Linked DNA regions of Mus musculus: regions 1, 3 and 4 are each linked to region 2. The links are chromatin loops, found by intact Hi-C in ENCODE. Cell type or tissue: heart. All regions are shown on one strand. Region 1 holds the start of Primpol (primase and polymerase (DNA-directed)). Region 2 holds the start of Irf2 (interferon regulatory factor 2). Region 3 overlaps Irf2 (interferon regulatory factor 2). Region 4 overlaps Irf2 (interferon regulatory factor 2).

Evidence for each region. A loop is a pair of places that touch in the nucleus more often than their neighbours do. Peaks named below come from ENCODE experiments on the same cell type or tissue, not always from the same donor. Only the 100,000 strongest peaks of a DNase experiment are listed, where the experiment ranks them.
Region 1: it touches region 2 in a loop (2.0-fold over the local background); 3 of 42 quality-filtered maps call a loop at or near these places.
Region 3: a loop joins it to region 2, with 4 times the contacts of the local background. A loop is called at or near these places in 11 of 42 quality-filtered maps.
Region 4: a loop joins it to region 2, with 2.4 times the contacts of the local background. A loop is called at or near these places in 8 of 42 quality-filtered maps.

The regions. Positions count from the first base shown.
Region 1 is chr8:46,613,186-46,621,185 of GRCm38, reverse strand. Primpol (primase and polymerase (DNA-directed)) reads left to right here and starts at 3,959. Exons shown (of 15, transcript NM_001001184.2): 1 at 3,959-4,052. It overlaps Casp3 (caspase 3), which reads right to left and starts at 3,895. Exons shown (of 7, transcript NM_001284409.1): 1 at 3,685-3,895. In heart, a CTCF peak has its summit at 4,035; DNase peaks (open chromatin) are centred at 3,945 and 7,575; H3K4me3 peaks cover 3,405 bases; H3K27ac peaks cover 2,281 bases.
Region 2 is chr8:46,737,518-46,745,517 of GRCm38, reverse strand. Irf2 (interferon regulatory factor 2) reads right to left here and starts at 5,773. Exons shown (of 9, transcript NM_008391.4): 1 at 5,582-5,773. Gm16675 (predicted gene, 16675) reads left to right here and starts at 6,003. Exons shown (of 3, transcript NR_045750.1): 1 at 6,003-6,356. In heart, CTCF peaks have their summits at 3,778, 4,415 and 5,948; DNase peaks (open chromatin) are centred at 3,907, 4,577, 4,757, 5,937 and 4 weaker places; H3K4me3 peaks cover 4,261 bases; H3K27ac peaks cover 3,623 bases.
Region 3 is chr8:46,839,001-46,847,000 of GRCm38, reverse strand. It overlaps Irf2 (interferon regulatory factor 2), which reads right to left. Exons shown (of 9, transcript NM_008391.4): 8 at 2,134-2,180; 9 at 1-1,087. The coding sequence ends at 779. Among named protein-coding and RNA genes, the nearest start is that of Gm39170, 13 kb to the right of the region's middle. In heart, a CTCF peak has its summit at 4,344; DNase peaks (open chromatin) are centred at 1,690, 2,300, 2,430, 4,200 and 1 weaker place; H3K27ac peaks cover 2,720 bases.
Region 4 is chr8:46,785,677-46,793,676 of GRCm38, reverse strand. Irf2 (interferon regulatory factor 2) reads right to left here. Exons shown (of 9, transcript NM_008391.4): 2 at 92-184. The coding sequence starts at 178. Among named protein-coding and RNA genes, the nearest start is that of Gm31172, 15 kb to the right of the region's middle. In heart, a CTCF peak has its summit at 3,902; a DNase peak (open chromatin) is centred at 1,525.

The DNA.
Region 1 (8,000 bases), 120 kb after region 2:
CATCCCTACTACTTATTACTAATGATACCTGTTTTTACGTAGTGTTGTTCGGGGGATGATGAAAAGTCTATACATTTCAATACAGATTCAATTTCTAGTCTCTCACAATTCTATTTACAGTTGGTAAAGACCACAAATACAGGTTAATACTTACTGCAGTTATTGCAATGAAGAAAACAGTAATAATGATTATGATGTTTCTCATCCCACCAGGTAGTTTATTTATAAATGTATAATACCTGGTTAAGCATTTGTTAAAATATTTCCTACGTGTCTACCTACCTTCTTATTGATAGGAACATGAAGCCACTGTAGCCTGGCAGAATGATTTGAGAAACACCAGGATTCTATTTACTACCTCTCAGCGAGGACAAAGAATCAGGAGCACTTTCTTTTTTTTTTTTGGGGGGGGGGGTGTTCCGAGACAGGGTTTCTCTGTGTAGCCCTGGCTGTCCTGGAACTCACTTTGTAGACCAGGCTGGCCTCAAACTCAGAAATCCGCCTGCCTCTGCCTCCCAAGTGCTGGGATTAAAGGCGTGTGCCACCACCGCCTGGCTGCGAGCACTTTCATATTAAGTAAATGAAACAGAAAGAGCACTTGTTTCACAATCATCTGGTTAAGAAAAGATTTCTTAGTATAATCAGTGGTTGGCTTTCTTTGTTCTAAAATCTGTCCCATCTGGTCTCAGTTCCTTTGGGGGTTCATTGACCTGGCTATTGTCATTCAGCCTGATAAAGCCAACCTTCTAATGTTGAAAATATAGTGAGAGTGAAAAGAAAGGTGGAAAGGAAAAGAAAATATGGAGAACATATTGTCTCATAGGAACAAATAAGTCATCTCGTTTTCTTGTTTCTGGAATGGGACACACAACCAGGGAGGCAGACACCTGATGAAGCCCTGACATTGTGCCACAAGCTAGAAAAAAATGTGATGCTTACTATCTGCAAAGGGTCTGTCTTGTCCTCTCCCAAGCGAAACCCTGAAGAGGATAAAACTATACGCTCTTAGGGATGTGTAAGAATTACTGACCTGTTTGAAAACAATTTGTTGTTGTTGAAATAAAAGTATAGAGTGGAAGATCCTTGATGTCTTTTATAAAAATTACAGATAACTATGTAATCTACTGATTATCAACTGTATGAAGATGTTTCATTAAACCCTGAGCGTATGAAGTAGTGGAAGAGGCAGACTCTACCCCTATCCAGAGCTGTTATGTATGTTCACTGGCATTTAAAAACAGCAGCAAGGTAGACATTAAGCAGTCCATGTTCTGTTCTTACTAGATAATTTCATTGTACTTTAGCAGAATGAAGACCCTCCCCAGGTAATATTGAAGGCCAAAACAAAGAGACCAGAACAAGGACTATTATGTAGAATGTCACACATACTATTTCATCTGATCTTTACACAACCCTCTGAGCAATATAGATTATGCTTTATTTATGAAGAAGCTGGTAGGCCCCGGGCTCCTGGCCTCAGACAGTCAGATGATGATGATGGAATACCCTTTCCTCTCCAAACTTTTTTTAATCTGTTAAATGACTATATATAAAACAGTACTCAAGAATGTAAGAATTTCCACATCGTATTCTACCTCTATCACTGGGGTAGAACTTTAATATTATCTAACACGAAGATCAGAACTAATGCAATGTGTTTGAAGAAAAGACTGTGTTGTAACTTTAGAAAGCGCATGAAGTGAATGTGTTGCTAGGTTTGAAACCATAGAGTGGCCCTGGACCCGCTTCTATCAGATAAAGATACAGAATTCCTACTTAAAACAGCAGGAGGCAGAACCTTTCTGCAGGACCACAAAAGCAACCTGATTTAATTAGGTGCAGGATTTCACTTGTTACTTTGTAGCAGTTCGATGGCTACATTTCAATAAACTTCCACTCACTAAAAAAACACCTTCTCACTTTCCAAAAGCCTTAGTCTACTGGACAGCAAAACAAAGCCATTCTTTAAAGCTTCAACACCAGGTTGTCACAGGGTTCTACACTCCATACTTAGGGCTCCTGCCTGTGGCCACCATTAACATATCCAAAGTAACTTCCCAAAGGCTGGCCAAACCCCCAGCTTAGCATCTCCTCTGCTATTGTGTATACTCTTACTGTAACGATGGCCCCACATTTCCCACCCACCCCAATGGGTTGAGTAGTCACTTGTGGAAAAAAAAAAGCCAGTAAGGAAGGGAGCCAAGCTAAAGTTCGAGCCTACTGTTGTTTGCTCACAGTTCGGTAGGCAAACAATAAACAAGCAAAAGTAGAGGATATGACACGGCTGCTTTCAGGAAATGCCTGCCGCAAAGGGAGGAATGGGAAGATTCAGCTAGGAATTGCTAACTAAGGGAAACCTCCGTAGCAGCTCCTGTTCATAAGCTAATGTCTCAGGGGGAGAAAAGGTGAGCCAGTGGACTCAGAGGGCTGGAAAGAAAACCCGAAAAGGACACAGTATCCAATATTGCCTGGAGAGCTTCTTCATTCTGCTAAAAAGGGGGGGGGGCGGGGGGAGACAGCCAAGACCCAGGGTTTGGCTTCGCTAACCCGGTTTAGAGGATACGGTTTTACACTTAAGCCTTCAGGGTAAACATGAACATCTAGAAAACTGTTTTTGTTCGTGTCTTAAAGAGAGCACTGGAGAGGGGTCTTGGGCGGGAGACAGAGACCTGCAAGGAGGCTGCTTCAGTTCCCTGAGGTGGGCACAAGTCTGGCAGACACGTAGAAAGTCCACAAGACTCCGAAGAGGGGCCAGGTACAAATCTGTCAGACTCGTAGGTCTACAAGGCTCGGGGACTAACGGCGGAAGAAGTTGGGTCCACAAGAGGTGCCTGAGAAGGACGTTTCCTGGGTGACTCAACGGAGAATGAGGTAAAGACCCTGCTGTTCAAGTCGAACTTCACAGACTAATTAATAAGCGCGAAGAAGGGACAGTAACCGAGCATGGCTCAAGAGATGTCAATGCAAGCTCCTACAGTGACTTTGACCAACAAAGGAATGAGCTGGAGTATTCAAGGAGTAATGCTTAAAATCAGCTCTCCGCAAGAACCAAAAATCACAGTGCACTGGAGAAAACTAAAGGTGGAGATCAAATGCTCTTGTAACAGAGGGAGGCTGGGTCACTTAGAGCCGCCACAAGGTCAGCATCAGCCTAGCTTCCAGGCCCCAGGGCAGAACTTCCCCTATCCATCCTCTGCTACCGAGTCCACACCTCGGCCTGCAGATCCAGGATCCCGCCACCTCCCGCCACTCGGCTTCCAGGTTCACCCCCACACTATGGCCTCACCCCCTCCCGCCCCTGAAGCTCTGTACCCCGGGCGATCTCCAGATACCCCCCTGACTCCGCCTTTAAGCCTCAGCGCGGCCCGTGTGCCATGCTCGAGGGGTCTGAACCCGCTCCGGCTCACCCAGGTTTAGGGACACCGCACCGGCTCACCCAGGTTTAGGGACACCGGTTTGGCCTCCCGGGTCTGGGTTCTCAGCTCGGGATCGCGCTCCCGGCGCTGTTTCCAGCTTCTCTGCCTTCAGTGTTTGCCTGAGCAAGCCTGGAGGCAACACAAAGGATCCTCCGCCCAGATTGCCCGTTTCCCCCGCCTCCTCCAAGGAGCTGCAGACCCGCCAAAAGAGCGCCAGCTCCGGGGGACAACACAGGCCTTCGAAGGCGCGAGAGCAGCAGACACTCACCGTACCGTTCCAAGCTCCCCGCCGCAGGACACTGCGCTTTGATCCCACCAGCACCAACACTGCAACTGCAGCAGCAGCAGCAGCAACAGCAGACTACCGCCGGTCACGCCCCACGCCACGCCCCTTCTCTACCTCCCCGCCCCATCCCCCCTCACACACCCCCCAACACCTCATCTCGCACACGCCAGTCGCGATTGGTGGTTTCAGCCCCGACTGAGCCCCGTCTCGTAGCGCAGGCCCCGCCCACCCAGGGCAAGCCTAGGGCCCCGCCCCCTCCGGCTCCGCCCCCTCGCGCGGGTTTCAAGCTCTGGTTCCCGCCATCTCTGGCTCCGCCAGCTGCCGCCTCCGGCCGACTTGCGCCACTTGAGGTAAATTTTAGAGAGGTCTTTCGGCCACGCCTGATTCCGGGGGCGCCAAGATGGGCGTCTAGGGAGGCGCCTCTGCCAGTCAGAACTCTGGCAGGAGAAAATAGAGCTGTGCCCCGCACTCGGTAATTCTACTTCCTCTCAATTGCACCGAGGCCTTTCTTCACTTCCGTCCACCTCTTGCTCCCTCAGTGAGAGGTCCTGACTACCTTACTGAAATCTCTGACTGGTTTACGTCCTATTTCATTCAGACTCTGACTCTGGGAAGTGGGTTTTGTTTTGTTTTGTTTTTGCATAATATACGAAAACACGAGCACAGCGATCAGCATCGAATTTCAGGGGCCCAGAATATTCTTAAGGACAAATGTACTCCAGAGAGCAGCCTCTTGCCTTCACCGCCTTTGCTTCGTTGGATGTAAGGGACTGACGTACACGTAGCCACACAGATGTCTACCGTTCGTTGCGTGTGGAATTCAAGCTCTTGCATTTCCATAATACATTTTTTATTTTTTCCAGTTCCATCAAAGGCTTTAAAAGGATAAGTGGACGGGCAGTGGTGGTGCACGCCTTTAATCCCAGCACTTGGGAGGCAGAGGCAGGTAGATTTCTGAGTTCGAGGCCAGCCTGGTCTACAGAGTGAGTTCCAGGACAGCCAGGGCTACACAGAGAAACCCTGTCTTGGGGGGGAAAAAAAAAGAAAGAAAAAGATAAGTGGTTTGCTCTCATGAAGAGCCATAGTGGTTAAATGTAGATTCCAGAAACAAATTGATCTATCATTATCCCTCCCAAAGTAAGTTAGAATCAGCCATTTTCTGTTGGACTTTAGCAGTAGGATGCATTCAACCCTCGCAGTGCATCGTGGAGGCTGTAGTTCACAAGGAAGGGTCTAATTGAGAAACCCCTTGTGCCCGGACCCCTCCCTGTGCTAAACGTTCTTAACAAAGTGATACCTTAGATAAGGTATCCTCAGCAGTTTCCTGCCGTTAATGTTGACTTCATCTAGAGAAGTTCGTTAGAGCAAAACATCTGGAGGTGATAGTTTTCATCTAAGCCCTGTAATTTCTCCTCACTGTGGGGACTCAGAGGGACCTGAAGCCGCCCTGTAAATGGGGACCCAGAGGGACCTGAAGCCGTTCTGGGCCTCAAGAGAGAAAGAATTCATGAAAAGCAATGTGACTGCTTTCCAGGAGCTGGAGTAAGATGGCTTTCTGAAGTGATCTAAAAGCGGGGCGTGGTCACTCTCTTCCATTTGGCGAGAAAACTGAACTAGAAGTATAATAGGTAAACGTTTTAGGGCCTACATCTGCAAGAAGACTTAGCCTTCATAAGCTAAATTACTATAGCAATTACATGATAAGTTAATCATTTGTAAAAATGGTGTGAAGGTCATTTATCTGGTAGAGTTTTGCTCTTTGGGGTGGGAGACCAGGGAGGAGGAAAAGAACCAACACCTGAAACAGTATACTGTTATAGGGTTTCTTATCCCTCCTACTAGTTTTAGGGATATTTAAAAAATGACTTCTGGGGCTGGAGAGATGGCTCAGCAGTTAAGAACACTGACTGTTCTTCCAGAGGTCCTGAGTTCAATTCCCAGCAACCACATGGTGGCTCACAACCATCTGTAAAGGGACCCAGTGTCCTCTTCTGGTGTCTCTGAAGAGAGGGACAGTATGCTTGCATACATAAAATAAATAAATAAATCTTAAAAAAAAATACACCTTCTGATTCTAGGCAGTAAATAAGTGGGACAGAAGAAATTCAGTCTTTTATATTTAATTTCTTAAGTTGTTACACATTCTAGAAAGTAAGCTTATATAGTAATATGTTTGTAAGTAAACCTTAATAGCGTACTTTAAGATGACTACTTAAAGATGAATACTTAAGTCGTAGATATTGTATAGAGGGATTATAGAGTGCATTTAAAAGGTGGTGAAGGATTGGTTGGGTAGTTAAGAAAGAGCTCTTGCTCTTCCAACTCAGGTGGCTCATGCCACTTGTAACTCTAGCTCTAGAGGACCCAGCACCCTCTTCTGACTTTCAAGAACACAATCCACATTTACACAAATACACGCAGATAAATAAAGTATAACAAGCGTTCATAAATGATAGCATATTAAGAAGATGTTGGGATAATATAATAATAATAATATTAAGAGCTTGGGAGATGGCTCAGTTGGTAAAGTACTGTCTGGATAACCATGAAAACCTGAGCTTGCATCCCCAGCACCCATGTAAAACACCTGGTGTTATGGGAAGGTAGAGACCATGGGATCCCTGGAGCTTGCTGGCAGCTGGCCTAGCCCGATGGATGAGCTCCAGGGTTAGTGAAAGATCCCGTGTTAAGAAATAAGGTGGAGCCGGGTGTGGTGACACATGGCTTTAGTCCCAGCACTCGGGAGGCAGAGGCAGGCAGATTTCTGAATTCGAGGCCAGCCTGGTCTACAGAGTGAGTTCCAGGACAGCCAGGGCTACACAGAGAAACCCTGTCTCAAACAAACAACAACAACAACAAACAAAAACAGAGGGATTGAGGAAGATACCCACCATTTTTTTGGCCCACATGCACACTCATGCACAAAAGTGCACGTGTAACATATGCATGTGAACGCAGGCACATAAACATGTGTATATACACACAAAATATTGTTGAGGATTTTAAAATAAAAGAACATCACAAAAAATGGAACTATGATATTTCCAGTAAACACAATACTGATGAATTTAATCTCAGGGTTGAGGGAGAGGTTGGAGTAGCGGTTAATTGCTAATTATATAAGAAACTATGGTATGTGTAGTGGCACATGCCTAAAATCCCAGCACTTGAGAGGCTGAAGCAGCTTGAGGCTAGCCTGGGCAACCATAAAAACCTCTTATCTCATAAATGAATGAATGAATGAATGAATAAATAAATAAATGGAAGTGAGAAACCTAGCCTGGGCAACCATAAAAACCTCTTATCTCATAAATGAATGAATGAATGAATGAATGAATGAATAAATAAATAAGTAAATAAATAAACAAATGGAAGTGAGAAACCAGGAACCCTGCTAAAGGAAGCCTCAGGATTCCTTTACACCTGTATTAGTCAGACTTCTCATTGTGACAGAGTGAGTGCCTGGCAGAATAGCTTAATGCATGAAGTATTTATTTGGGCTTTAAAGTTGTCAGTCCATCTCGCTTGGGAGGACAGGATGGAGCAGCAGTTTACATCGTGGCAGCCAGAAAACAGTACTGCCTCAGACTGAGCCCCACTTCCTACCTTCCACCGTCTCTTGGTAGTACCACCATAGGATGAATCCATCAAGGGATCCATGAAGAGGAGCTCAGAGTCCACGTCATCTAATTGCCTTTGAAGTTACCACTGACCAACACCTCCTCTTCCCAAGGGTGTGCTTTACAAGTGTGGCATCCAGGCAAGTGGACAGTGTTGCTATCACAGTGTGAGTGACTGGTGACTACAGAGCAGCTGTGTAAGGGCATCCTCCACCCACCCCCTCCCCCAGTCAAGTTGCTCTGGGAACCAGGCCATCCACAGCCCTTAATAGACAAGTCTAGACCTAAGCTCAGGGAACTTGGTCAGCTTTCCACTTCCATTCCGATTTCCCGTCTCCCACTAATTACTGTCAGATGACTAATCCTCTGTTGTAACTCCAGCACTTCCAGCTGTAGGATTGTAGCGAGCCAGCGTGGTTAAATACTGCTTTGGTGCAGAAATGGGTGGTAGAGTTCCTTCAGCCTTTGCTTTAAACTAGTACAAGTGTTTTCCTTTGGAACTTGTAAATCATTACCAAAAATAGACAGGGTAGAAAAGCAGCTTTGGCATAAAATTATTTAAGAGAACAACTGTACTCTTTCCACACCAGGAATTAAAAATATTTCTAATATGGTGTCATATTCTCCCAGAGACTCGGGATGGGGAATATGATAGTCCCAAGCCAGGAGGCCAGATGC
Region 2 (8,000 bases):
TGTGTGTGTGTGTGTGTGTTTTGTGTGTGTGTGTTTTGTGCATGGATGTAGTGAATTCTAGGCTTCTGAGCCCATTCACCTTTCTCTATACAAAACCCTGTACATGGCTAGTTGTCTACAAATCCTTGATAAATGAATATGTTTGTGGATCACGACATTTAACTATTATTCACTTCAAGTAATGGTATAGGATTCCTGGGTCCCCAGAGGAACTCGAAGTTCTGAGGGAAGGCCTCAGCTGGTCCCAGTATGTCAGGACCTTCCCAGAGCGCCAACACATGGGTTTCCCTCTGTTTGGGTAGAATAAGGCTTACTAGATTTTACTAGATTTGATGCGAATCACATTTTTTTTAAAGGATTTATTTATTATTATACATAAGTATACTGTAGCTGTCTTCAGACACACCAGAAGAGGGCATCAGATCCTATTACAGATGGTTGTGAGCCACCATGTGGTTGCTGGGATTTGAACTCAGGACCTTCAGAAGAGCAGTCAGTGCTCTTACTCACTGAGCCATCTCGCCAGCCCCCGAATCACATTTTTTTACAAGTTGACCAGGAGTTCTGACTGGAAGCCACAGGTATCCAAGTACTGAAAAGAAATCACATGAAGGCTTCCTACGTGAACAGTTTGTCTCAGGGACTGTCCTAAGATGAATCCTGTAAGGTGTAAAATCAACTTAAAGGGCTACCTGACAGTCAAGGGCTAGCCATCATAGGCCTACTGCTCGCTCTGAATTCACACAGAGCCTGGGAAATCTTCACCACATGGCCACAGTTTGGGTGGTAGCTGCCTGGGGCTTGCATTTTTCTGGGTCATTGTTTTCCTTGGCATTTTATTTGAAAATAATGGCTTCATGTTTAAATCTGGTACCTATACATAATTTATTATTCCTTTGGGGCTAAGTCAAAGCTTGATCAAACCTCCTTAGCTACAATCTCCACTGGCTAACACCCCCACTCAACTCAGCCCCATTATACATTAAGCTGATATTCTTAACTAAATATTAATCCATGCAAACCAAAGAGCAGTACAGGAGTAGGGCAGACAGAGGTAGAAAGTCCTGCTCACCTCTCCCCCTGTCCAGGAAGGAGTATGGAGTGCCATACATATGAATAGCATTGGCTTTACTGTTAATACTTCCTGTTACTTCACAGCAATGTATTTGTTCACATATCATATATTACAAATCTATACTATTGATGTTCATTCTCGCTTATAATGTCGTATTATTTTACTCACATAGTGTTGCGCACTCGTCAGTGAATCCAAGTCAACCAAGTCCCTTTAATGACAGCGCAATGGACTGCAGAATAGAACTAAGTCCCTTTAATGACAGCGCAATGGACTGCAGAATAGAACTAAGTCCCTTTAATGACAGCGCAATGGACTGCAGAATAGAACTAAGCCATACCCATAACAGCAATAACTTAATGAGTCTGACACGACGGTGAAGAAAATTCAGACCAAAGAATAGTGACACCTGTGTGTTGCATTATAAAAAGGGGAAACATATTGTCCCTCATACTCAGGTCCTAGCCTATAATACACACACACCCCTATGTACACAGCTATAAGTGTGGGTGTCCTATGCTATTTAGAAAAGAGACCAAGAAAGAGTACTATTAGGTGATGGGGAAAGACAGACTGCAAAGGGAACCATGAGGCATGAAGGAGAACATAAAGCTAATGTTTTTCTAGGTTTTAATGTTAGTGGTAGGTGTAACTATGTAACGATTAACGAAATGCAAGCCCCCCAGGTGATGTTTGTGGACTTCAGAGGGGCCCTTTCCAACCACAGAGAGGTTCAGAGAAATCACAGAGACGGGGATTGGGCAAGTGTTTGTCTGAATGGCCGCCTCTCTCTACCTTTATGATGTCTTTATGGGTAAGTTCATTACAATAAAGAATTTAATGTATAAATAAATTGGAAAAACATGCATCCAAGTCAGTTATCCCCACATCATTTGGTCTTCATGGATACCAGTCAACTGTTCTCCTAGCAGGCCAAAAAAAAGAGAAAAAAATTCACATAATATTTCACTGCTAAACATTTTTGATACTTTACATATAATAGTTATCCAAATGTGTAATTCTTTGCCATGATTTGTGTACCCTCAGAGGCACTGTCCTGTCCTGTTGTGATTCCTCACTTTTATTTTAAAGACAAGCTCTCAGCCTGTATCTAAACTTGAACTCACAATCCTCCTGCCTCAGCCTCAATGGGATAAAAAGTATGTACCGGGACACTCACCTCTCTAATATTCGCTTTAACAGTAATCTAACAGAACTTAGAAAGTCAATACATGACACATTTGTGGGTTACTATAATTTACACAATGTTCTTCCACACACAGTATCACAATTGTTCCCCCAAAGCAGCCCGGTAAGTAGAATACACTATTCCCTTTCTTAGACCAACCCCCAGAGGTAATTACTGGATTTATTTTTGGTTGTTGTCAGCTCACAGCTAGAATGCAACTTCTGTAGAACTTGAAGAGGCTATCTGTCCTTCACGGTTCTAGTTGGGTTCACAGAGCCTGCCACTGTGTCTGGTAGTTCATGGCCCACAAATATTTGTCAAATATATAAATAAGTTCTCCAGATTGCGCTAAGGCCTGTTTGGCAGGAGGCAGATAAGGGATCTGCAATAAAATTCCCGGTGTAGTTCAGTAGTCTATTTGCCATTAAAAAAGGGGGTGGGGTGGGGGGAAAGCTGGAAAAGAGGATCCAGATTTTACCGAATAAAGCTGAGATTAAAAGAGTGGTGCACTTGGATATGTGAGGAAATCAATGTGCGTCAAGGGACTATCCAAAGTTTCAAGTCTTCCACTCTTAGATTTAAACAGCTTTCACTCGCTCTGGTATATTAAATATTTACTTAATAAAGTATTTCAGGAGCCCATAGTTCCTAGAGCCTTCAGGACTTCATGTCAATTTCTCTTTTGCCTCAATTTGCTTCCAATTTGATTACAAGTCCTCTTTTTTTGTTTCATGAAGATGCCATTTTTACAGGTTAAGTCATTCTGAAACACGTGCAACTCTTCCTAACTTTTGCAGGTCAAGGGGGGGAAAAAAGACCACTCATTGAGAATGAAATATGTAAGTGTTTAATTTTAAGAAGCAGTAACAAATCATAACAGGCAAGATCTCTTGGATCTAAGCACAAGACAAAATCTAACTTCTTACGCAACAAGCTAGGCTATAAATTATAATCATTCACCAATCACAGTGACGTTCCGGACTTTGCCCCATCAATCAATAGATGCTCCAACGTTACCCCTTAGAGATGCCAACTCAAGCCTGAAATATTCCATTTGCTTGAAGCTGCCTTAGAAAAGCCAAATGCCAAGCTTTTATTGGTTTCTATTTTTGTGACACACGCCACCCCACCCCCCAAAAAAGAATGAGAGTTGAGAAAAATCAGAGACTCCTGCACTTGGGCGAGTGATTAAGTTAAACAGGGCAACCTCTAGGGCTCTGCCCTAACCAAGCAGTGTGCATCTGTCTACCATGCAATCAACCACCTTCTAAAAACAGTAGGCTAAACAAACGGGTCCCTGCACCTGCCCTTAAGCACCTTAAGTGCAGGCTGCTAACTTCAAATGTTACTTGCAGTCAGTCGATATAAAAAAAAACAAAAACAAAAACAAAAACAACCAACAAACAAAACTAATAAATGACTTCAGGCATGACAACAAGCTCCCAAGCTCCCGTGATTCCTGAAAATGCACAACAGGAAATGTAACTGTCCTCCACCCTCAGGAGCCATTCATCAAGAGCAGCCCGGAGTCCCAGCCACAGGGAGGCGAGTGGCAGAAAGCTAACCCCAGGACTACTTTGCCTCCCTGGTACAGACACAACCAAGGAAGGACAAGGAGTGCCCACGCGGGAGGGAGGAGGGGACAAGAAACATGTCCCCCAAGTTTCAAACACACTGGGCTTAAGGACCTGCAAACCCGCTCGCAAACGAGTGACAAGGTGGCCTGCCAATCCCAGGGGTCTTATTTACATCCGACCACCAAGGATCTCGCCTCCACCGACTGATCCGGGCGTCTCACCTGGGGCCCGAGCACAGTCCTGGCTCGCGGCGGAGGCTACTAGCCTCCTTCCCTTCCCTGCTCCTAAGGGGCGAGGGACTGAGGGTGGCAAACGGTCCGAGAGCCGGGGCCCAGCGGACAGCGTCCGGGGAGCCGGGGCCCTGAGCTCTCGCGAAGGCTTCCCGGGCCGCTCAGGGGAGCCGGCCCCCAAGGCCGAGCGACAGGGACTAGCTGGGCACCGCGATTGGCCGCGGCCCGCATCGCTCGCCCAGAGAGCCGGGCCGGCGGGGCGGAGAGGAAGTGGTGGCTGCCGCTCTGCACCAACCATGTTCGGCCGGCGGGCGAATGTCACCCGGCGCCCGGAGCGGGTCGGAGGGCACAGGGCGGGCACTCATTCCCACCACGTCCCGGAGACCCCAAGCGTTCGTCAGCCTCACCCCCAACCCCATGCTAGCCCGCCGGGCGCCGCTCGGTCCCCGGAGGTTCCCCGCCCCCACACCTCGCCCGTTCCGTAGCCAAGGCGGGTCGGGGCCCAGCGCGCCAGGCCGGCCCCGGGGGCGCCCGCGGGGACCCGGAGGCACTCGCAGCTAGGCCGCGCCGGGGTGGGTGACCCCTGAGCGCGGAGCCCTCCGGGGACGCGCCTCCGAGGCGCCTCACGCGCTGGGACAAGTGCAGTGACAAAGCCCGGAGGCCAGGCCAGACGCTGGCCGGCGGGGAGGAGGACGCGACGTTCCTGGCGTGTGGCGGCGGCCCAGTCCCCAGGAAGCCGGGCGCGCCGGCCAGGCCCGCGCCCAGCCGCGCGCGGAGCCCGCCCGGCCCGAGTGTCCACTGGCACCAGACGCCGGTCACCCGACCCCAAGCCCCGCGGGCGAGCGCATCCTGGGACCGCCTTAGGGCAGCCTTCAAGTTTACAGTGGTCACTGCCCGGGCACGGGCATCTAGGGACCGCGGGTGCCAGTCTATTTACACCAGAGACCGCCGGGAAAGAAGGGCCGCTGGGCACCGAGAAGAACCCGGTTCCCTTCCTCGGACCTGGTGGCGACAGTGTCTGTAAACACTCATACACATACAACACACACACACACACACACACACCAATTTTATTTTAAATGAGGCCGGACTCCAACGGACCTGTACCCACAACACACGACACCTGGAGCGCAGAATCACACAGAGCAGATCTGTGTCCATGGAGCCACCTCTTCTCATCTGCAAATCCAAAAGTGAAATTAAACCTTCACTAACCTCCTCCTCCTCCCTCTCTACCTCCTCCTCTTTGCAGCCTCAGCAGCCCCAGTACCAGCGGCAACAGCAGCAGACCCCTGCTTCCCCTAAAATCAGATGATCCATAACTGCGCCGACTCTTCCTCCAAAAATCGGTATTAATATTTATGAACCCCGGCATTTTTCCGTCTGCAAAACATCGTGTCAAAGCATCAGGACGCACATACATACATAGCTCCTCCTGTCCCCGTCAACATGCCCTCGAGAGAAAACACACGCACAGCCACAACTATTATTTGAAAAAAAAAAATGTTACCTCTCAATGTGCTTTTTTTTTTCCACGCTACCAATACAATCCCGCAAGGTGTGAGTGTTGTTAGGGTGTGTAAAATGGAAATGAAAGCCCGTCAGTTGAATAATCGCAGGAGCAAAACTAAAAGTTAGTCCCCGGCTTGCCTGAGAACAGTCCAGATCGAAAGCAAAACAAGGAGAGGAAACTGCGAGGAGCCGAGGCTGGAAATCCCCCCCACCCCCGCCCTCTCCCGGCCCCGCTCCCTCCCTCGCTCCCCCTCCGCCCTCCTCCCTCCCCGCCCTTCCTCCCCAGTGTTTGTTTCAAGCTTGTGCAACCCGGAGGTGGAGGCAGAGGGAGGGCTCCAGCCGCCAGCCTGGAGGTGCGGAAGTTCGCCGCCGCTGTTCATTGGCGGCCGGCACGGCTTTCATCATTTCTCGGAAAAGTCAATTTCATTTTCACTTCCCCACGTCGCGGCTGCGGGGAGCAACAAGCGGCAGCGCGTGTGAGCGTGGGGATCGCGCCGAAGGGCGCGCGCTTTTCACCGGGGCCACGCTGGGACTGTGGGGCACCAGAAGTGGTGGACGGGGCGCTGGCTTGGGAGCTGGCCACCAGCTGGTGGTGGCCGTAGGGAAGGAAGGAGATGACCTGACTCTACATCCTACCTGAAGGGTGGAGATGGACCAGAGAGAGCCCCGGAAGCCTGGGGACCCTTCCCGACCTGTGGCTTAAGTGCTCAGAACCGCTGTGCACAGGCTGCATATACAAACTCATCTTGGAAAGTCGCCCGCTGCAAAGGAATGTAAGGAACGAAGTCAGCTGAAAAGACGGCATTACTTGTGCCCCTACTTTATTGGATCTCCTACTGGGGAACGGGGGGGGGGGGGGGGTTTGAGGGGGGTTGAAGGGCCAGCCTGGCACTCAGTGTGGAAGCTAGGATGGTTAGGAAGGCCTTCCCCTAGAAAGTCACTCTCCAAAGTTACTTCATGTCTTTGCCATAACCGGTCCAGTTCCTGCAAAATGCAAGGGTTTGAGTTACATGAACTTAAACTGTCTTGATTGGGACTGAACCTGGAGGGAACGCTGCCTGTTAACTCCTAAATTTGGCTGTCCTTATTGGTTGAACATCCTTGGCTGCTGTCCTCTGTGCTGTTCCGTGGAGACAATACTGAATGCAAGAAGAGGGCCCAGTACCTATGACAGGTGCAGCGGCCTATGGGCTCTACTAGGCCAGCTCGCTTGGAACCTCTTGCTGTTTGGTCACTTAACTTTAAAAGTATTCCCTTACATTTAGTTACACCTGCTTCTTGCCTGGCTTACAGTTTCCTCAGCCCACCACCTGCCTTCTCTAACCACTGGGGAAAGCATCCCACCCTAGGAGACTGTCACTATCTATGTGTAAACATCTGAAAAATAATTCTACCTCCTCTTTGCCATAGAATTAGTGGATTCCACAGACAGGGATAAAGGAAAGTATGCATGCCCTTGTAGAAGGAGAGCAGTGAGATTAAGGACCCTGTCTTGTGGCCTCAAAATAGATCCTTCCTGCACAGTGTCCTTTATTTCTCCCATAATAACACTGCACACTCCTTGCATTTATATTTCATATATCAGTAACCACAGGGATATACACACTGCATGGTAGTTGTATGTCTTTACCCACCAGGCACCTAAGTTAAAAGCCTAATAACCACAGGTCATTATTTTCTGGCTTTGTGTGTGTATGGGTGAGTGTGGTACATGTGTGCATGTGTGCATGTGTACTCACGGAGGCCAGAGTGTCCTGCTCAGCCCTTCTCCACGGTGTTGATTGGAGACAGGGTTTCTCACTGAACCTAGAACTAGGCTGGTAGCCAGCCACTCCAGCAATCTTCATGTCTCTGCCAGCCACAGCACTGGAATGAGGTGGGCACAGAGCCAGACCTGGCTTTTCAAGAGTCTTGGGGATTTGAACTCAACTCCCCATTGCTTGCTCAGCAAGCCCCCTTCCCCCATCTCTGCGGCCCCTTTTGTTGTTGTTTTCTTTGCTGTTGCTGTTTTTTATTTTTGCTTGTTTGTTTGTGTGTCTGGGTTTTTTGTTTGTTTGTTTGTTTTGTTTTTTGTTTTTTTTCTAGACAGGATCATCTTAGGAAGTCTAGGTGAACCAGAATTGTTTTCCAAGCTGTCCGGGAACTAACAACGTTCCTGCCTTGGCTCTTGAATCCTGGAATTATGGGCCTGTGCTATCTCTGTTTATTTTAATCGGTGTGCAACCCATTGTCTTCTCTTCCCTAGAACAGGGAGAGGAAAGGCCTACATAAATAGCCCCTCCGGTCCCCATCCACACGCCTTCTTTCTGAGCTTCTTATCTCGGTTCAGCATCCTTCATGTGCAGGCCGAAGGAACGACAGAAACAATGAGGTCTGGTGGGGCCAACCGATGTCTCTTCCCTGCTATCTATGATAGG
Region 3 (8,000 bases), 100 kb before region 2:
TCCAAGATGTAGAGCCTTGCCTTTGAGGAGAGGAAACTGGAGGAAAGGAACAGGGTGGGATGGGGTAGGCTGGGCTGAGGAGAGAGGCGTGGGTAATGGGCTAGAATGGAGGAGTTGGGGAGGAGTGGGGTAGGTGGTGGGCTGGGATAGAAGGGGTTGGGAGGGAAAGGATAGGTAAGAGGTTGTGATGGGATTGGTTGGGGGGAAGGGGCGCATAGAGGACCGGGATGGAGGGGTTGAGGAGGGAGGGGTGGGTAGTGGGGTAGTGGACACAGAAGGGGTCGCCGAGTGTGCTGTGAAGGAGAGCAAGATTACAAGAAGGCCTATTGTAAGTGCTTCAAGATAAGGTGCAGAAGCAGCCCGCGACATTGCTCGTACTGCCCTATGTACATATTCACAAGAATAAAAAAATTCCAGCTAGTTCACATTTTCTCCTCCGTTCTGAGGCATCCACTCCACCATGCTGGCCTTGACCGTAGGCAACGCAGCACCTCCACTGCCCGTGTGGCTGTTGGTCCTTGAACTTGAGGGAGTAGCCCTGGCAGATCCAGCAGGTTCTAGAGATACGCATCTACCGAGGGGGGGGGGGGGCTGGAGTCCTGAGTTAAGAAGAAGCTCCAGCTCTGGAGTTGGACACAGCAATCAATAATCTATCGTCAAGGCTTTCTCCCTTAGATGTGTCTAAGATAGGTATCATAGAGAAAAAAAATAATATAATACAAACAAAGAACAACACAAAGCTAAGAAATCCCAACAACCACCAGGGAGAGTCAAAGGCTTAACAGCTCTTGACACGGGCCTGGGTGATATCAGATGTCTTCTTGATGACACTGGCCCGGGTCTCCCGGTCTGGCCGACTGCTGCTGGGCGTGGGGGTCACTGGGGCAGGAAGGGGAAGGTCTGTAAATGGGGGCCAGGAGCTGTTGTAAGGCATCGGACAGCTATCCTCTTTGATGGTGACCTGCAGATCTGGCTTGTTGGAGGTGACAAAGGTCGCCATGCTGGGCAGCAGATAGGTGTTCCGTGTCCCCATGTTGCTGAGGTACTGCTTGCCTTCGATGCTCCTCTTCCTCCAGTGTGGTCTCCCCTTTCAGAGAAAACAATCAAGATACATTGCGTTCTTTCCCTTCCGCTGAATGGCATAGGCAAAACAATGCCTTCTCTTACTTTTCAAGTGAATGCCCATGAGCTGTCCCTGGTCAAGACTGTTCTACAAAGACACGGAACATGATGGCAGCTTGGCTCCTATGCTCAGCCTGTCCAGGCTTGGTACTGGGTAGTGTCCAGACATAATGGATGGCCCAACCTAATGAGTTACCCTGCCTTTTCAGAGGAATAGAGTAAGGAGCTTACAAACAGCAAATGCCTTTTGATTGCTTTTTAAATGGGTGGAGCTGAGACACGGGTTTTTTTTTTTTTTTTTGAGCCACAGTTGGCCTTACTGGTTGCCAAGCAGAAAAGGGATTAAAGGTCCTTGAAGAAACCAGATCATGAAATCAGTCAGCATGGCTGCCTACTGTCCTCTCAGAATTCCCAAACTTGGAATATTAGGAATTCTAACAAACATCAGCTTCTCCTACAACCAATCCCTGTTCTCCCCATCAGCTTTAGAGCCACTTCCTGCCATTGTGTGAGCCTGGCTGGCCTAAGAGGGAAGCCGGAAGCAGGTGGGTGGGGAGCAGAGACTGGACACACACCCTCTCTGCGGGGCCACTGAGGAAGGGACCGAACTGTGAGGAGATCGTTTTACTCAGCTCTTTCTGTTCACTTGCTTACTTCTTTCTGTTCACTGCTTGGGCTGGGTAGGCCATTCTATTTCTGTTGGCAAATCAGGATGTTTACAGCCAGAAGAATATCAACATTTCCTGGCCCTGACTTCGAGTTCCTCTTCCTGCCATGTTATATTGATCTCTCTTCTGAGGGTCACACTGTGCTCCCTCAACCCCGCCCAGCACTTCATTTTAAGATTAGACTAAAAAGCTAGGGTGAATTGTAGGATATGGATGTTCTCTGTCTCTCTCAGTTTTTCTGTCTGTCTGTGTCTATCTGTCTGTCTGTCTGTCTGTCTGTCTGTCTCTCTCACACACACACACACACACACACACACACACACACACACACAAACTGGCTTACCTCTGCGTTCTCTTCATCACTGGCCACACTGTCGGTAGTTTCGCTTTCTGTATAGAAAGAAAAACAGTCTTGTTGCTCAAGCTATTTTGAGGCTGCAGGAAGTGTCTTTAAAACCTATGCCAGCACTTCAGAAATACAAAACTACATGTACCCTCTCCCTCCACTTTGTAAGGTCAAGCACTTCCACATGAAACAAGCTGGAGTGAATTTCAATTCTCTGCTTGATCCTCTAAGAGGAGTGGGCTTTGGGGCTGAGGAGGAGGCTCACTTTCCAAGGCTATGCTGCCAGAGTCCCAGCTTCCCAGGGTGGAGTGCTGTGCCCAAGGCACCTCCTCCCCACTGAAGTTCTGTCCACAAAAGCACACCATCTTTTCTTCTAGTCCATGTTCTCTTGTCACAGGAAGTCCAAGAAGCCTTCCTGTATCTCTCCTGTATCATCCTCCTCTTAGATTTATAGAGATCCAGCTTCCACTGGAGTTAAAGCAGGTGACCATGTTGTAGATGCCCCAAGCCCTTCGCTGAGCCTTTACTGTCTTTGGGACCTGTCCTCCTCAGTTTGGATAGGAGCTGTGACTTGCTTTTAGCCAACAGAACACATCAACGACGTAACTATTATATGAGCAAATTCATGTCATCGTGTAAGATTCAACCTGTCTTTCATGGATACTCTCTTGCCTGCTGGCAGTGTTAGGGAGGCCCACATGGCAAATTTAAGCTAAGGGCTGCTTCCAGATAAAAGCTAGCAAGAAATTAGGAATCTCTGTTCTTCCCCACTTGCAAGGAATCCAGTTCTGGCCAATGCTTCGTGAGGCACTGGCTCAACAGCTGAGTCTCAGACGAGTTGCAGTACTAGTTAATGCCTAATGACAGGTTAGCAAGGCTCTGCTGCAAAGGACCCAGCTAAGCCATCCCTGGATTCCCAACCCAGAGGCTGTGAGTTTTGTACTGTGGTAAGCCATCATGTTTAGGGCTGTACAGCTACATAGCAATAGATAATATAAACCCGATTGGACCTGCCAGCTATGTGACACAGAGAACAGTTCTTAACCAGAGTGAGCTAAAGTTACCTGCTACCTTCCAGAGAGGATTAAATGATGAGGGAGAGGGTGTTTGGGCATTTGGGAAGGCCCTGCACAGAGCTGACACACAGTACCTGTAGTATAATTACTATTTAGCTCTGAGTTTTCACATTGGGCTGGATTCAACAGAGTTACATAGAGTAACTGGCAATTTCATATCATCTGTATGTTAAGTTTTATAAGTTAATAAAAGAATACTGAACAGTTTTTTTTCAGTGTTTGACAACACTCCAAAGTTAATGCATAGAGAGTAGAACATCTAAAGTACACAGTACTTGTAAAGATCTATGGCTCAGTTCTGCTGGAGTCTTTTATCCAGGTCTTGTTCATCCCCTACCAAGATCCTAAACCAGAGAACAGCTGTTATCATCTGGCAATATGTTCTCTAGCTCCTTCTACAATCTTCTGCCCTGGTGTCAATGGTTCTAGGCAAACTAGAACCCTTTCCATCATTCAGAGCATAGCCCAGAGTCCAGGCTCTCCACATATAGCAAATTAAAGAACTAGTAGACAAACTGTCCCCACCCTCCCTTACCCCAGTGCATTCCTGAAACAGACAACAAGCATTCGAGATCCAAAAGTCTCCTCCAGGAATGAGTGTGTTTGCGTTACTCTCAGCCACTGTTCTCCAGAGACTTCAGACAGGCCTGGGAGATTGCCACCGGCTGACTAAACTCAAATCTTTGCCCCTCCACCTCACAGTGTTCTGCCCAGCCCAAAACATCCCCATGTAGGGGGGGGGAGTTACAAATCTCCTAGGTCTTGGCTGACAGTGATCTGAGCTAAAGAGACAAATTGACAATAGGCACAAGAAATGTTTCCAGGCAGAAGTAAACCAAGACCAGAAAAGGAAACTTCTCTCCAAACACAAAAGCCACATTAGCTCAGCCTCCAGAGGACACAGGACAGCCACTCCCAAGAGGAAGAAAAAAATGGGGAACAGAGATGTTGAGAACCTTGGCAAGTGGCGGACTGAGTCAGCAGAGGGGAGAAAACAAAACTGAACTTCGGATCCCAGAGTCGCAAACAGCACAGAGACTATCTCGCTGCTGGCAAACCTTCAAGAGCTCCTTCCTAGTTTCAGGCTTGGCTTTGTTTGTGCTCTGAAGCCTAAGTTTCCCTTCCTTCCACAAGGACCAGACACACTCTCCTCCTAATGCCTCTCTGTAAATCCTAAAGTCTCCTGTGCCTTTCCCCTTCAAATAAAAGCGGATACACAGAGACATCAGGCACACTTGGGAAGGCAGGGGATCGAAAGAAAGAAGCTGTGGTCGGCAGGGTTCTAGGATCCCATGAGCCCAGTCCATAATTGTTGGAAGCTTTGGAAGTTAGATGCTAGGTTAAACTCCTTGGTAAGACTTTGAATATACCTGGAAGGGGATAAGAACCTTAATGTCCTGTGAGTACCAGCATTCAACTGGAGGAATAAAGTTTCGGCTAAGTAAAGACACGCATACTCTGTCTGCCCCGTGGACACAGACACTGACTGGAGAGAATCATTTCTAAATTAAGTTCAACGGTCTCTGGTGTGCTTATGGAACCTCTCGCCACATCAGGAGCTGGGCATAAGGGTTTGCATCTTAACTGACTCCCAAAGACTGGTGCGTTGAAGATCTGGTCCTTAGGTGACAGTGACATTGGGATGAGTTGGAAACTTGTAAGAGGTGAGACCATCTCACTCACACCTATGCAGGGGATCATGGGGCCCCCAGCTCCTTCCTGTCTTTCTTCCCCTTCCCATCCACCATGGTCTGACCAGCTTTGCTCCACACCACATGGTTCTAGCCACGCTGTTCTGTTCCACCACAGTCCCAAAGCAATGGGGCTAAGTAGCTACAAGCTGAAATCTCTTGAAACTGTGAGCCATGCCACCGTCTTTATCTCTTTTAAAACAGATTGCCTCGCATGTTTTGTTACAGCAGCGTGAAGCGTGCTAAGATACCAGTCTCTAACGCCGATTCTTTTTGAGAAGGTGGCCTTGAGGGGCCTTCGGCCTCAGAGGTGCAGGGTTTCCTCAGGCTCGATTTCAGATGAATGGCACTTTTTAATAACTATCACTGAATAGTCTGCTCCAAGCCCTCCTTTCCGTTCTCTGGATTTTTGTCCACCATTTCCAGAATGACTTTTTACATGACAAATGAGCTCGCTGTAGCCGAGGCTTCCAGATCGATGCGACTGCCAAAATGTCAGTGTGCATTATGTCACTTCCCTCTTTTATTAGTTCGGATACTTTTCTAACTGACTTCCAATACAATGGGATAAAGATGATGGAAGTCACTTTGCAAGAGTGGTCAGAATAAGCTGAAATATTTACACAGTAGTAGCAGACACACAAATAACTGATTTAACCTTTCCGGCCCGTTTTTCAACAAGCAGCTAAAAGGGGGGAAAGTGATCAGGACTTGGAACAGATGACCTCACGGGCTCTCCCAGAGCAACAATTCCAGAAATCTGCCACTTCAGGCCAACTCTTAACATCCGCCTTAGAATCCATATTGCCATAGTTACCTCAAGAACATCCCTGAGAGGAGAGGATGTATTTCATGGAACACATTATTGTATTATGTTATATCTGATATATATTTTCTGGAAGGCTCTATTTCCACCAAATCCAATCACCATTGATTTCTTTCCATATAATTTCCTCAGTTATGTTGACATGGAAGATGTAACTGATCGCTCAGTTACTCAAATCAGTGTGTTTTTAGTCTCCACGCCGCTACACCTTTGCCTCAATTACGACATTCATACGGTTCCCGGAAGGATGGTGGCTGGTTGCCCACACAGCCTATTTTCTCTTGATTATACAACCAATTAATTCTTATGCTCCCTACTCAAACCCGTTTTCCACCTCCTCGCTGCTGAATCACCATGATGGCTTTCTTTTACTAAGCCACCAACAATCTAGTTAGATCCTAAAAAGATGAGGCATACGGCCGCATCAAAATATAATGAGGGCTGGGTAGACCAGTGGTGGAGCCCTTTCTCTAGCACATCAAAGCCTTGGTTTTGATCTCCAGCACAGCAAAACCAAGTAAGTAAACAAACAAACAAAGTGACTATGCCTTATGCCTTATGCTTCTTCAAGGCTGGGCTTTGAAACATACTTCTGCACTATGAAAATTTAGCAGTTAAAGAATTTTTCTATTATCTTAAACTATCTGATGCAAATACTTCCTTCCACCCAAAGACACTGTCTCAACTCCTTGTCACCCCAACGGTTAAATCAGACATCAGAAGACAGAGCTGCAAAGTTGAACGTGGCTTTGAGATACTCCTAGTGATCCACGGATTGTATTTCAGTGATTCCCTAGAGGACGAATAGTCAGAAACAGGTTCCAAATGCAAACCACTGTTCCCTGAACAGGCAGAGGGAGGTGGTTGATGTTTGGATGAACAGTCCGCACAAAGGAACTCTTCCGTGAGCAACCAGCAGACAGCCGATGCTACTGATGGCCATACAATGAAAGGATGAGAAGAGACAGCTACAGAATGTTATAAACTTTCTCGCTGCAACACTTGAACTAGCAGAGAACTTTCCATCACGTTTCCGAGTCTAGGGAAGAACTGAAGGTAAAGATTTTTGGCCCTTTCCAATAAAGCTTCCTCTACAAGACTCTGGAGACCTCCAGCAATGGAAACAAGAGATGAACCAAAGAGGAGGCTAGGAAGCTGGGCTCTCCCAGAAATTCATGTTACCTCTCACTCCGGAGCCAAAACCCTTCCTTGGAAATCTATGCAAATGTCCCAGAATGCATGATGGAATTTTTATTTCTCTCTACACACATCAGCTGTTCTCAGAACGCCTCTGCTAAGGTGGAATGCCACTGCCCTCAGAACAGCAAGCAGGTCTTTTCAAAAATCACCAAGGAAACCTCATACGACAGGTAAACCGGCTACATGAAGGCTCCCTCCCTGTCAAGCCCCAACTCCTGCTTAACCACGACAACAGCAGGTGACTTAGAAGAAAGCCATGGATTTAGCCTTAGCATGAACATTTGGGTCTACCCTCTCTGGTGGGTCCTTTGACAGTCAAATGAGACTACAGCTTGTGATCCCTGTAGCACTGGGCTGTGTGGTTAAGAACATCAGACACTACGTCACTAGTTTTTCATTCCTAGACTCACATTAGCCTTGAAGGCCTCATTTTTGAAAGGAGAAAACGACATTTATTCCTTTGATAATTAAGCCAGCCAACCAGTGCCAGTTCTTACAGGCATTTAGCACAATTCCCAGAGCACCGTAAACATACAACAAAGGAGAGAGTGACTAGACCCTAGCAAAGACCATAAAGAGATGGACGCATATAAGAGTTCAAACTATGTCTGATAAATAAATGACTGGCAGCAACTTGTTAACAATGGTAAACCTGTGTTATATGTATTTTACCACAATTCAGGAAACAAATAAAAAAGAAACCTGGCAGCTAGGTGTGCCTCTCCCAGCCTTGAGCAGGCTGAACAGACCTTGAACGCTTGCCGAAATAGACCTTACTGACCTTGGTGGAGTCACCTGCCTTGGTTGCACATGCAAGTTCCCACAGAAACTTAGAAGAATAGACTGCCCACTGACCTTGCTTTGCAACATAGTCCAACTGAAACAATGGATGGGGTCTGTGGGCTTGCCCTATATAAACGCAGTGCTGAATATTAAACTTGAAGCCTTGATCGGAACCTTGTCTCGGTTTCATTCTTCTATCACCTCCCCCCACCCATCTCTTCTTCATTTCCAGCCCCCCTTTCAGGTAAACCCAGTTTGTCCATGGCCACTGGATGACTACAGTTAGGG
Region 4 (8,000 bases), 48 kb before region 2:
ATGCACACATTCACATACATTCACATACATGCACACACACATTCATTCACTCACGCACACACACATGCACACACACGCACTGCGCACCTACCTTGTTCAGCCACTTTAGCCCTGGTATCGTATTGGAATTTATCTGCTCCTCCAGCCACGGGCGCATTCGCATCCGTTCCACCGGCATGGTACCCTGTGGCAGAAGAGAAGGACAGCGTTTGGTATTTCTGCGACTGACGGTCTTATCTGCACCACAAAGTTCTACCCCCTGGCACGGACCTTTTCCCAGCAGCCTCTTCCTAGGCAGGAGTTGAGTATATTCAGTTCCCCTGCCATCTGCTCTTTCCACAATCCTGTTCTCCCAGTGAATGTCAAAATGGACCAGACCAGACATTTTCCGTGCTGACTCTCAGCTGAAAGAAGTTTTTATGGGCATGGTATGCCATGCACCCAACTAGCTGTAGGCCCAGATGCCTCTCAGTGACTTTGTCTCGAATAAACCTTTATCCTTCCTCTCTGTGCTGTGCTTATAGAAGAAACTGTCAGCATATCCAACATTCAAGGACCAATATTTTACCATCCAAAAGGAAATCAAATGCCGGGTAAACAGTCCTGAGACAAAGAGCTATGGTAACTGATATATCCCTTGAGGACCTCGGATGTATCAATACTTTGACCTCTCAATACTGGCACTAAAATGCTAATTAATTTAGTCCACTAAAGGTTTAAGGTTTGTTACTGTCTAGTCATTCCTTCTAGACGTACTCTATGTTCAGAGCTCAGCAGTGACTTCCCTGTCCTCCTCTTTACTTCCTCATCTCCCCTAGTACAATCTCTTAGTCACTGCATCCAGCATTTCCCTTCCTGTCCAGCCTCCCAGCCTTGGCCTCACTTGCATGCCTTTCACCTTTGCTCATTTTTCCTTTGACAATCATTTGCATGGCTGGAATATTGTCACTCCACCAGGGCACACACTGCCTACACACACACACACACACACACACACACACACACACACTCCTACCTACCAGACTATACAGTCGGCTCTTTTCTTCCCACCCAAACTCGGCCCCTGTGGAATAACTAATAAAGCTGCTACCCACTCTCTGCCTGACATCTTCCTACTCATGTTTGTACATTTACATTCAGTCTGACACCTGGAATTCAAGGTGATGTTGACTCAGGCATCCATGGCAATGTGACCTTACAACCTTAACTCTTTTGCTCCAAGCTTAACTGAAAGAAAAAAAAAACTCTATAGATGTGGATCGAGATGATTCATGCCACATAATTCTCTCTTCCATCTTGCCAAGCAATCCTCTATGCTCTACACTCTAGTTTCTATGATCTGTCCCCCACTGGTGCCAAGAAAACAAGCACCATGACATGAATCAACAAGGGCCTCACCTTTGTACTTGGGAGCCATCCCCCCTTTTCTCCGTACACTGCCCCCACACAAAGCTCAAGTCCACTTTGTGTCTTCATCACACCCAGCTCTTCCTTCCTCCTGGGCGTTGTCACTCTTCCACCAGGCTCCAAGACCTAGCCTCTCCACTTCTCACAAAGGTCATTCCAGAGCACTCCAGCCTGAAGCAACCCTTCCTCTCCCAACTCCTACACCACTCACATATCTTCCTCAAGAAGCAGACATTGCTTTAGGGCAGCTATTTCAGTCCCGGCTTTCATCTCATCTCCTGTTATGCCTATAAAGTTTTCAGCTGTGTGCAGCCTCACTTTCCCATGCAAACTGTGAGCTCTCTCAGAGCATGAACTTCATCCTCTCAGAGGACAATGTGTAATCTTGTAAAAAAAAAAAAAAAAAAAAAAAAAAAAACCCAAGTTCCTCCTTCTACACAGTAAATGGCCAACACAAGGACCAGGTAAGTTCTGAGCTAGCAAGGCAAAGCCGCCATGGAAGGGTGGTCTCATGCAACACCTGCAGGCTCCAGGTGGCCAATCTTTTGAGGCAGTAGGAAAAGCCTTGGAGGCGTTACAAAGGACATGGGAAGGTGATGAACAGTCACCAAGACAGCTGTTTTTTATGAATCTCAAATTTGTTCCATTCTCACATTCATTCAATCTCTTAGTCATTCATCATCTATCCATTCAAAGATCTTGGACTGAAAAGGAGGTTCTGAGAATTGGACAGGATAAAACATCTTGATTCTTACAGGACTCTTTAAAGATGGGAATTAGAAACATGAAGAGTCCTGTGTACGGGTGTAAGGAGTTGCCAAAGCATGCTGGGAACTCTGCGAGAAGCTAGACACACTGCTGCCACCATAAAGCCTCTGCCTTGCCGAGTAGTGACCACAATGTCCTCCAATCTTCCCTTAGAGGAAGACCTCACCACATGGAATGGGGCCAGAAGAGCGAAAGTGGGGACAGTTTCAGGAGTCATGAAGAGAAAGCAATGGACGCTACTTCTGAGGTGACGTAACAGAAGTGCTGCTGGCATGCCTAAACTCAGGGGCAGGGCAGGATGAGGGGTAGGTGAGGGGGCAGGTGAGGGGGCAGGTGAGGAGCCACGCTTCCAGTGCGAGATCATCTCAGTATATATTCCCCCCCCCATGCTTTTTCCACTGATAACCTATTTAAGAAAAAAAAATGATAATCACTTGAAATATTTCACGAAGCTTTCCCTCCTTTAAGCAACAGTTCATAAGGAGAGATACAGCTGGTGTGCATTCTTTCCAAGTTCTGTGCATAGGCAATAGCTTACTAAAGATGTATTTGTAACTGCGAAACACATCCTTACATTGTTTCCATAGTCATTACCTACTCGCACAAAAGGGGGAAATGCTGGATGCCTGGGGCAAACACACCCAGCTGAGGTCAAACAGAGCAATTCTCTATATTCTCACCACCTCTCTCCCACTTTAAACTAAAGTCCTTTCTGTGGTCTACTTAGGGATGACATTTTTCACATCCCTGTGTTTTTTTGTTGATCTTCTTCTCATTTAAACCTCCCCCCCGCAAAAAAAAAAGTATAAGGTACCGAGCTGTGAGTACATCAAGCAGTTGATAGGGCTTATCCCTGATGGGCAAGTGGAGGCTTCCCTGCCAGCCCCTCACCTATACACTCAGATAAGCTAAAATGCACCCACACGCTCACACTCCAACACATCTACAGATTCATCCATCCACCTATATACTTAAAGTCATACAATTCAAACACACACATACCACACTCTAATGTACACACATGCATCAAACACATTCATACTTCCATGCTTACAGTTATTCACACCAACATACTCAAACATGCACATATGCACACTCACCCACCCACTATAGTTTGATTACTTTTGCCCCCTCAAACTTTCATAGTAAGACCCAGACCCTAATATATCAGTGTTGGGTATTGAGGTCTTTGAGGATGTATTTATTTAGTGGGAGTTATACCTTCATATAAGCACATTTAAATTTCAGTAAAAGTGGTTTCAAGGTGGGTTCTCTTGTTCTTATGCACTCCTGACATGTGGAAATTCAGGTTTTGTCACCTTTGCCCTTCTGCCTTCTGTCATGTGAAAGATACACCAAGTATATACTAGATGCTTCAGCTTTGGTCTTGGACTTTCCAGGTGAGACTTACGGAAGAATGGATTTCTGTCTTTTACAAATTATTCAGTCTGTGCTATTACAACAACACAAAACAATTCAAGATCACACACACACATACACACAGAGGCTGTGATGCGCCTCATGCAGAAAATATATGTAATCAGACAAGCTTACTCAAGAGACTCAGGCATGTGTCATATCAGTGTCATATGTGTTTGGCTGTAAGATCATTTTATTGTAGCGGTTTATTTTTGAGCCAGGTTCTTTCTATGTAGCTCTGGCTTCCCTGGAACTTGCTATGTACACCAAACCAGCCTTGAACTCCCAGAAATCTGCACAGCTCTGCCTCCTGGAGGCTGAGATTAAAGGTAAATATTCCTTTGCTCAGCATAAATTCAGTGTTAGTCAACAGGGTGTGTTAAACAAGTTATCTTAAAACATGAAGGCTATGTATTTATCTACTGATGGCAATGTCCTGAGCAGCATTTCACCAGAAGCTGATGTCATTGTAAGAGGGAACTGAAAATACAGACAAAGAGGAACTAGGGATATAGATATGGAGAGAAGCCAGCTACACAAAGGCAGCAACAGAGCCTGGGTGAATCTTCCCCCCAAACCAAAGAATATCTAAGGCTTCCAGTATCTGGAATCAAACAAGATGGAGTCTCTCCTATAGTTTTCAGATGAAGCAGGCACCCTGATTTTCTACTTGTGGTAGAACTGTGGCAAATAGAGAACCATGGTGATAAGCCACACAGTCTGGTACTTTGTTACGGCACCTACAAGAACTAATACAGGAAGGAGAAAACACAACGACCTTGAAGAAGAAAAGACCAGCAACCAGACACCAGGTAACAACAGGAAGTACTCGAAAGACCAGCCTGACCCTACAAGTCCTGGAAGGCCATTGTGCAACTGCTCAATTGCCAGAGAGAAAACTAAGCTTGTATGCTCTGAGAAGCCAGGATCCAGATACCCTTTAATTTTTACATATTTATTGCTTGGGTGTTCTATGGCATCCTACAACGTCTGGTCTTTCCAGCTGACAGATCTTTTCCATTCATCTAATTTCCAGGCCCTACTGCTCCATCTGTCTGTTAGCCCATCACGAACAGGAATTCAACGCAACCCAGACTCAACGTTTATCTCGTCGATAGCCACAATACTGTAGCTGATTGTTTGGTTTGTCCCTCAAAGGTTCATAAGCTGGAAACTTGTGAGGTACCTTTTACCTAGTGAGGTACAAGGTGACCTGGTGGAACTTCAAGAAGTAGATCTACTGCTAGGCTATGGAGCCCTGATGTCATGAGTAGGTCCAAGGATAGGTCCCAGGGGGCTGGATTTGTTCCGGAATGAATGGTCGTTAGAGTTCTGGAGAAATATCTCAATGGTTAAGAGCACAGTTACTCTTGCAGAAGACCCGAGCTTGGTTCCTAGCACCCACGTGGCAACTCACAACCATCTGTAATTCCAACTCCAAGGAAGCTGATGCCTCCTTCTGGCCTCTCGAGGCATGGCATGCAGACAGGCAAACACACACACACACACACACAGAGAAAATCACTCTTGCAAACAATGGGGGACTTTTCATCAGCAAGCCTTGCACCTCCCCTAAAATCTAATTCCAAAAGTCTCTGTCCCTGTCATGTCTGCTATATGAGGTTTCATGTTCCTGAACCTCTAAGACTAAAAACCTTTCTTTCATAAAAACACAATCTCCAGTGTTTCATTTCAGGAACACAAAATAAACCAAGACATGTGAATAAAAATGTAAAAAAAAAAAAAAAAAAAAAAAAAAAAAACAATTAGGGATTTTCTGAAATTTATTTTCACTATTTTTCCCGCTGCATACAACATACACACTAAGGCTCTCATGTGCTGTAGTTGAAGGGGAGAGCAACTTGCCCCTCTTGATTTTTCTGCTGAGGATTCAGTTAGCTCTACACTCTAACAGGAGTCTCTATTTCTAATTCCCTACTACCTATAATAACTACCTTTAAAAATGTGTTGACCTTACTCTTGCCTTTATAATTATCTACCAAAAAAATGTGAAATTCCTCCATCCGGGGTTGGTTCAGTGGAGGAAAGTACAAAAATGTAGAAAGATCAGACTCAGGACAACCATAGAGTTGTCCTCTGACCACCACATGCAGACCATGGCACCGACTCTTATCTTTGAATATGAAGAAACCTTGTGATTTCTTTTTGGCCACCTCACTGGTAACAAGCTTCACTACCCTGGCCCCGTGGGCACTGCTTAACTAAGATAAATGTTACTTGAGCTCGGACCATCCAAGACTGTGACAGCTGATCTGATAACTAGGATGCTGAGGACAACCTTGTAGGACATGGACACACAGGACAAGTGGGTGACTTACTGCCCAGGTGAGTTAGGGCCAAATGTGTGAGGACTCACCACATCACTCAGTACTTCGTGTTTATTTATGGAATTTTAGGGAATTTTACACTTAATGTTTTCAGAACACAGCTGACCCAGGGCAAGAGAAACCACAGGAAGCAAAACCAATGAGATGGTGAAACTACTGTTCGGTAATCAGTGTTGCGGAGGCCACTGCAGAAAGCCAGGCAAGGTACTTGTTGTGATCAACATACTACAAGTGGTTCCCAACGAAGTTAACAACGCCACGGTCCTGACTGGTGCCATTGGCAGCCATGTTTAATCTCTGGCTAAATAACTGAGATTTGGTTATTGGGATAGCAATACAATTTTACCATATTTCTTACAATAGGGATATTGATTTTCTGATGAAGCAACTATTAGTACTGAAGTTTTGTTGAGTTCTGTTATTTAAATATCTCGGCCCTAGGAGACAGGGGCTTGGTTAGGACATACCCGCACCCCTATAGAGAGATAGCTTAGAGAAAAGCAGAAAGGTTGGGAAACTGAGATTCTACAGAGTCTATATGATGGGGGAAGCCAGGGGCTCTACTTGTTACTCCAGATCGCCCTCAGTTAGCATGGCCTCTCTGCTGTTCTATGGGCCCTTTTGCACCCGTTTCTCTTTCTTACACACCACCAGCACGTGCATCCTCCTAAAATACCATTTCAAACATTTTGACTTTATGTCCTTCTAGAGATGTCTAAACATCCCAAGTGCATGTGCCAACCTCTGGGAGGAGGTTGCAGGGCTCAGAAGCTGACCAGAATTTGGGGCACATTCAGGTGACCAAGGAGACAACTGGCAATCAAAACTGAGCCAGGAAAAGGAGGCCCTGGAACTTTCCCAAGCATTGTAAGTAATAACCTAAGTGGGGCTGGAGATGTAGCTGAGCAGTTGAGAGCCCTTGCTGCTTTTTCAGAAGACCAGGGCTTGTTTGTAGGCACCCAGGTTGGGGGTACACCTGTCCAGCCAACCACCTGTAACTCCAGCTCAGAGGGCAAGACAATGCCTGTAGCTGCCAAGGGCACCTGCGCTCACATGTACTCACACACACAGACACACACATGCACACACACATAACTGAAAAATAAAATAAAATAAATGAGAGTAAGTAAAAATAAATGGATAGGTTCGGAAGGTGGTTTGGTCAGTAGAGTGCTTGAGTTGTAAACATGAGGAGCACAGTTGGATCCCTGAAGCTGAAATAAAATAATAATGGAAGGAAGGAAAGGGGAAGGGAGGGAAGGAGCGAGGGAGTGAGGGAGCGAGAGAGGGAGGGGGGAGGGAGGGAGGAAGGGAGGGAGGGAGGGAGGGAGGGAGGGAGGGAGGAAGGAAGGAAGGAAGGAAGGAAGGAAGGAAGGAAGGAAGGAAGGAAGGAGCTTGGTTTGGCAGCACACATCCATAAACAGTTTTGGGGAAATGGAGGCAGAAGGATCTTTGGGGCTTGCTTGTTGTCCACTTAGTCTGGCAAAACTGAAAAGCTCTGGGTTCAATGAGGGACTGTGTCTCAAACCACAAAAGGGAGAGCAATTGGTAAAGGCCCGTGGTGTGGGACTGAGGTCTCCACATGCATACAGACACACTCCTGTATGCACACATGCGTGCACACACAAGATAACCAAAGCAGAAATAGACTAACGGCAAGCAATGTGGAAGCTCGATTTTGAATCACCTTGACCTCTGATCAGATTAAATTAGCCTAGAGCTTCCAATGTCACTCTTACACTGAAGACGGTGACACTCTCAAAGGTTAACCACTCTGTCTGGAGTTCTTCTGATGCAGTCGCTACATTCAGTAACTATAATTAGGAACATAAAGATCAATGGCGACAAACATCAGTGGAAACAGACCCACAGGCCACAGACACAGGCCTTAAGCAGATATAATGGTATGTACATGGATGCACACAGACCAAACATCTTCAGGCATTTATTTTAGACAGGGTCTCACTATGTAGATCAAACTGGGCTCAAATTCACAGAGATCCACCTGTCTCTGCCTCCCAAATTCTGACTGAAAGCCAGAACCACCCCCTAGCCCTT